Regions from separate parts of the Homo sapiens genome. Here region 1 is linked to region 2. A link is a contact called in ENCODE Hi-C or POLR2A ChIA-PET data. All regions are on one chromosome and are shown on one strand. Each heading gives the region's core, a stretch centred on a gene start or an enhancer-like site at or near the end of the contact. The rest is flanking DNA. Distances are from core to core; before and after follow the strand shown. Region 1 overlaps UBE4A (ubiquitination factor E4A). Region 2 overlaps SMIM35 (small integral membrane protein 35).

Region 1 (2,988 bases), core at 238-2,737, 360 kb before region 2:
TGAACAATAGGGTTGTTTCTAATATTTCATGATTTTAAATACTGCACTGAATACAATACAACTTAACTCTTTTTGTTTACTTGTATGAGTATTTCTATAGGATAAATTCACAGTAGCAGAACTGCTGGATCAAAGAGCTTGAACATTTAAAAAGTTAACATTTACTGCCTGGCACGGTGGCTCACACCTGTAATCCCAGCACTTTGGGAGGCTGAGGCAGGCGGATCACGAGGTCAGGAGATTGAGACCATCCTGGCTAACATGGTGAAACCCCATCCCTACTAATACAAAAAATTAGCCAGGCGTGGTGGCACACACCTGTAGTCCCAGCTACTCGGGAGGCTGAGGCAGGAGAATTGCTTAAACCCGGGAGGCAGAGGTTGCACTGCACTCCAGCCTCGGTGACAGAGCAAGACTTCGTCTCAAAAAAAAAAAAAAAAAAAAGTTAACATTTACTACCAAGTTACCCTCAAAGAGACTGTCTGATTTACATGCAAACCCAACAGTATATGAGAGAGTGCCTGTTTGAATCTTCACAAATTTCATAGGTAAAAAAACAATTTAATGGTTGTTTTAATTGGCACTTCTCTAATGATTGATGAGAATAAATTTTTTAATCATTTGGTTATAAGTTGCATGTCACATCTTTTGTACCTTTTTATTCTTTCTTGTTATTTTTTTCTTATTGATGAAATTCCTTCGATTTTTTTTTTTTTAAACTTCTGTCCTCAAAATCTGCTCCCATCCTTTGATTTTTTTTTTTGAGATGGACTCTCACTCTGTCGCCCAGGCTGGAGTGCAGTGGTGTGATCTCGGCTCACCGCAACCTCTACCTCCCAGGTTCAAGTGATTCTCCTGCCTCAGCCAAGTAGCTGGGACTACAGGCGCCCACCACCACGCCCGGCTAATTTTTGTATTTTTAGTAGAGATGGGGTTTCACCATGTTGGCCAGGCTGGTCTCAAACTCCTGACCTCAGGTGATCCGCCCACCTTGGCCTCCCAGAGTGCTGGGATTATAGGCGCCTGTCATCATGCCCGACTAATTTTTGTGTTTTTAGTAGAGACGGGGTTTTGTCATGTTGGCCAGGCTGGTCTCGAACTCCTGACCTCCGGTGATCTGCCCACCTAGGCCTCCCAAGGAGCTGGGATTACAGGCGCGAGCCACTGCGCCCAGCCCCATCATTCATGTTGAATGACTACATAAAAGTAGTGTTATTCACTATATGCCACATATGAGTCTATATGTACTTTTCTCTATTGACAGAATGGCTAGTCTGAAAGTCCAGGTAAAACTCTCAAAGTAAGAGTTGTTTCAGTGTGGTGAGTATAAGCTCAACATAGGAAGCCAAAGGTTTTGGCAAAGTACTAATTGCTAGTGGAAACAGGTTGGACCTGGTGGCATGATAAACTCAGTGTAAACAAACTAGGATGATGAGGTGCCAAAATAGTAACAGAAGGGCATGTGCCTGCAATGCTCCCAACTCTAGCCAGATTTATGTCTGTTTATAGCCAGAAGGACAAGCGTTCTGTTGCTCAGCTGCTATACTGTTGAGTTTTTCTCTGACCTCCAATGGTGACAGAAGCTAAGAATCTGTTTAGCAAAATTTCCCTCAACCACATACTCATAAATCATACTTTCTCATTCCTTATTTTTCCTATTTTTCACTCTGCTTTTTCCCCTACAATCTTCTAAACCAGAGTTTCCCATTCTGGCCCCGTATCATAGAAATCTGGGAGAGATTTCAGAGACTGAAAATACCATGTTAAAAAAAATCAACATTGATTTTGTTTTTCCCTTGCATCAATCACTTATCTGTCTTGCCTTTACCTCTTTTTTCTTCAGCCCTTTCTAACTGAAAGGCCAAAAGTCAGCTATGCACCTGAGTGTTTTTTTTTTTTTTAAATAAACAAAATAAAGGGAAAATGCAAACACTTCTCCTTCTCTCAAAAGAAAAACACTATTATTCTTTTCGGAGAGAGGAGAAGGGGAGCAATTTCTGGTTTGAAAGATTGTGAATATCTTCAGAAGACTAACATATTTGAGAAAAATCCTAATTCTTCTAGTGTATATGTCTCCTTATAGGAGGAAGCTGGACTTGATCTTAAATTCGGTGCCTGAAAGAAAACCATTTTTTCTGATTACTGAGATGTTATTCTGATGTTTTTCATAGTAAGGCTAAGGATCAGATTTTTTAAAAAAGTCTGTCCTAACAGGACTAAGCTACAAATGATGCCACTCATCGGAACAGAAGAAGCACTTTGCTTGGGAGGGCCTTTGAAGTGCTGAGCTTAAGAACAAGTCTCATTTGCCTACAGGTCAAAAAGCTTTTATAGTTCTTCCTTTTACATCTGCTTTCTATAGCTGCACATGACTTGCTTTCTACACCTACACTTACCACCTCTGTGTCCCATGTTAAAAACATTTATTTAAATAGCTTTTACTAGGTGATTTTTTTTTTCTTTTAAAGAAAACAGCCTGACAGCTTTGGGATCACGACTGGCATCTGTTACTATGGAACCACCTGTTACCTGGTCTCTTTTTGTACAGTGGAGAGGACAGCGGAGGGGAGGGACTCACAACAAAACCAACAATAAAAGCAAACAAACAAAAAACCCCAATTTCTGCTCTCAACAAACAAACAAAAACCAACTTTTGTTCCAAACTTAAATTCCAATTGCAATTAAGGACTCAAAGAATACTTAATTTGGGAAGACCCCATTCTAGGTCATCTTATTTGCTGCTATTGGCTCCTCCACTTACCAGATTGTTGCTTCAGCTGCTCTTTTTGGATTGCCGCAAACTGTTTGGCATCAGCCAGGGAGCCAAAAAGAGCAGCAAAGGGGTTACTTGAGATGTTGTTGTTATTCTCCTGGTCTGTCATTTCACTTTAAGGTATCCTCCATCCAGACCTAGTGGGAGAGGCTGTTCAAAGGACAGGTATTAGACACAAGAGGGCAGATGACACAATAGCTGTAATATACCTGTGG
Region 2 (3,338 bases), core at 695-3,194:
CTGTTTGCACAGTTCACAGTCCACAGAACACAAAGCCTTTTCTTGCATGGTACTGCATTTTGAGCCTTATGTCAAGCTTGAGACACAGGGATTATTCTTGGTCCCGTTTTACATATGGGGGCACTTGGGTCAGAAAAGCAGCATGCTTTACCCAAGTTCCACAACTGGCTACTGGCTGCACCAGAGCTGAGCAGAGTCTGCACCCTCACGGATGTAGCTGACATCAGGGCGTAAGGATGAGAACTGAATGTAGTATAAGGTCTGGTTCTGACCCTGCCCTGATGTGCTGTGTGGTCATGGGCTACTTACTCCACCTCTTTGGACATCTATTTCAGCATCTGGAATCAAAAGATTGGACTATTTTTCCAAGGCTTCTCCTGGTTCTTACCTGTAGGAGAGCAAAGACCTCATCTACTTTTTTTTTTTTTTTTTTTAAAGCGTCTGCATTCTCAGTTCTTAGCGTATAGCCTGGTCCATAGTAGGTGCTCAGTAAACAATTAAAAGATGCAAGTACAAAGTGTCAATATATCTTTCTAATTTAGGAGATGGCAGTTGAAAGGTGATGGCTGCAGTTCCCTAGTGGTCTAGGATTCTAAGCATTACTTAGCCTTTCCTTGACTCTGCGTGTGTCTGACCAGGTTCCAAGTCTGGCCCATTCCCAACCAACTTTACCTGTAGGGTGAAACGCTAACATTTGCTGAGCACATATCAGTGCAGGGCAGAGGCTTATGATGCGCGTCTTCATCCTCACAGCCTCACAGGTGAGGGAACAGAGGCCCAGAGTGCCGTGAAGTGATTTGTTCAAGGCCAAGCAAGAATCTATTTTCTTTATAGTCCTTTGTCACCCACTTCTAGCCTCAGTCCAAACTGGCAGCTATCCTAACATCCTTGGCCCCCAAGAACATACTCCTCCCTCCAGATGGTCTCTAATCTCTTTTTGGGGTCTCCTTGTGTGGTGAGAAGGGCGCTCAGGAGCCCAGTCCTCCCCAGGCCCCATCCTCAGCTCTGAGCTTCCCACTGACCCACTCCTCTTTCTTCCTTTTGTTTTTTTAGAACTTCCTTGACCTCCAAATCACCAAATTCTGCCCATTCTTCATGCCAGCTCAAATTTCCCTTCTCCAGGGAGACTTCTGTAAGACCCATGGATCTTGTGCTCTGCTGATTTTAAATACAGATAGTCTCAGGCCCCCATAACTTTATTATTGATTATTTCTTTGCATTCATTTATTCACGCTGCTTCCATAACATGCCAGGAACTATGCTAGGCACCATGGGGGCATCCAGTCTCCCTGAAATTAACCTTGCTTTCTCCTATTTGATGGGCATTTCTTGCAGGCAGAATCAGGTTTTAAACCTCTTCTGAGTTCTCCACGGTACTTTGCATGGCTCTGGCCATAGCCAGGAACTTCTCAGGAAATTGTGTTGAAATCTCTCTTCAGAACATCTTGGGCATTGCTTCATCCCTGGTGCAATCCTAGGTGCTCTGAAAACCAAAACTTTTGATCTCTCCCCATCCTTGACTACATTCAACCTTGTGCTCATGATCAGTTACATTTCTGAGAGAGAGCACACAGATGACGATTTTTCTATCTTAAAGGATAACCTAAGGAATGATCAAAACCGTGACAAGGCTGGCAGGTGAAGAGGGAGCTTTTCTCTCCTCTAGGTTCTTCTTCAAATCTTAATGGTCTTGTCCCATGCCAGTGGCATTGGAGGGGGCCTGGTGCCAGGAGCCAGGAGGCCAGAGTCTCTGGTGCTCCACTCTCTGCTCCAGGGGTCTGAGAAACTCAAAGTGGGAGCAGATGGGAGGATCATTATTATATTTCTAAAAACTGCTTAGTGATCTAAAACCATCTAGAAGCCGTGATATTTAAACAGATCTGGTACAAAACAGGAAGCCAGTGGCCTGGTGAATTCTCACACTTGGAGACCAGAAGTGAAAATGTTCTGCCTGCCCAGAGTAGCAGCAGGCCAGCAAAACAACAGGTGTGGCCGGGCACGGTGGCTCACGCCTGTAATCCTAGCACTTTGGGAAGCCAAGGCGGGTGGATCACTTGAGGTCAGGAGTTCAAGATCAGCCTGGCCAACATAGTGAAAACCCATCTCTGCTAAAACTACAAAAATTAGCCGAGCGTGGTGGCTCGTGCCTATAATCCTAGCTACTAGGGAGGCTGAGGCAAGGGAATTGCTTGAATCTGGGAGGCAGATGTTGCAGAGAGCTGAGATTGTGCCACTGGACTCCAGCCTGGAGACAGAGCAAGACTGTCAAAAGAAAAAAAAAAAAAGAAAGCAAGAAGTTGAAAAACAAATCAAGAAAAAACAGGTTGGGCAGTGCTGGAAGTGAGTTTTTATCTGCAGAGCTATTGGGTTGGTCTACTCCTCCCTAATCAGGAGGATGCGGTTTCTCATGATAAGCAGAGAACCACTGGGGGGATGATGGTGAGCAGTATAAGAAGTCACATCTTCGGCCGGGCACAGTGGCTCACACCTATAATCCCAGCACTTTGGGAGGCCAAGGCGGGTGGATCACAAGGTCAAGAGTTTGAGACCATCCTGGCCAACATGGTGAAACCCTGTCTCTACTAAAAATACAAAAGTTAGCTGGGCATGGTGGTGCCTGACTGTAGCCCCCACTATTTGGGAGGCTGAGGCAGGGGAATCTCTTGAACCCAGGAGGCAGAGGTTGCAGTGAGCCAAGATTGCACCACTGCACTCCAGCCTGGCAACAGAGCGAGTCTCAGTCTCAAAAAAAAAAAGAAGTTACATCTTCTATTCTAGTCCCATTTCCTCCCCTTGTAGCTGGTGAGCGCAAGCTCTCTGAGCCCCTGATGCTGTGTTTGTTTGTATAAGGCTGCCATTGGACCTGAGGACTCTGAGGTCCCTTCCAGCTGGGAGGCTATTTCAGAGCTCAGGTAACTCGGAATAATCCTTTTTCACCCACTTCTAGCCTCAGTCCAAACTGGCAGCTACTCTGACATCTTTGGCCCCCAAGAACCTACTTCTCCCTCCAGATGGACTCTAATCAGTTCCACAGTGCTGGGTGGGGGTGGGGAGTGGAGAAGGAGGTGGGTGGAGACACCCCTGTGTGTGTGTGCGTGTGCGTGTGTGTGTGTATGTACTACACAACTGAGCCAAGAAGGAGAAGGATCATGTCTGATGCCTTTTGTATTTCCAGAGGGCCTGCCCATGACAGAGGCTCAATGAATGTTTGCCCAAAGAGTGAATGCATGTTGAATGTTTTCATGGTCCTTTGCCTTGTCTCTTGACCACATCCCCTTGCCTTCCCATTTGGTCTATAGCCCTGAGTTCCTACAACACCCAAGAGTTGTAGGGTGAAA

What was found. A loop is a pair of places that touch in the nucleus more often than their neighbours do. ChIA-PET counts read pairs that join two places held with the same protein, here RNA polymerase II (POLR2A). Pooled maps may share reads with other maps.
Region 1: POLR2A ChIA-PET joins it to region 2 with 10 read pairs in activated CD4-positive, alpha-beta T cell. The contact joins two enhancer-like sites. A Hi-C loop is called at or near these places in 6 of 50 pooled maps. POLR2A ChIA-PET finds 5 or more read pairs at or near these places in 2 of 52 experiments (activated CD4-positive, alpha-beta T cell and activated T-cell).

The regions. Positions count from the first base shown.
Region 1 is chr11:118,364,975-118,367,962 of GRCh38, reverse strand. UBE4A (ubiquitination factor E4A) reads right to left here. Exons shown (of 20, transcript NM_001204077.2): 2 at 2,762-2,923. The coding sequence starts at 2,882. Among named protein-coding and RNA genes, the nearest start is that of UBE4A, 6.9 kb to the right of the region's middle. Within about 2 kb of position 1,487, at least 2 of the 41 ENCODE cell types and tissues checked have a DNase peak (open chromatin) inside an H3K27ac peak, as active enhancers do.
Region 2 is chr11:118,006,822-118,010,159 of GRCh38, reverse strand. All of the region lies in intron 4 of SMIM35 (small integral membrane protein 35), which reads left to right. Among named protein-coding and RNA genes, the nearest start is that of IL10RA, 22 kb to the right of the region's middle. RefSeq lists a silencer at 195-244. Within about 2 kb of position 1,944, at least 11 of the 41 ENCODE cell types and tissues checked have a DNase peak (open chromatin) inside an H3K27ac peak, as active enhancers do.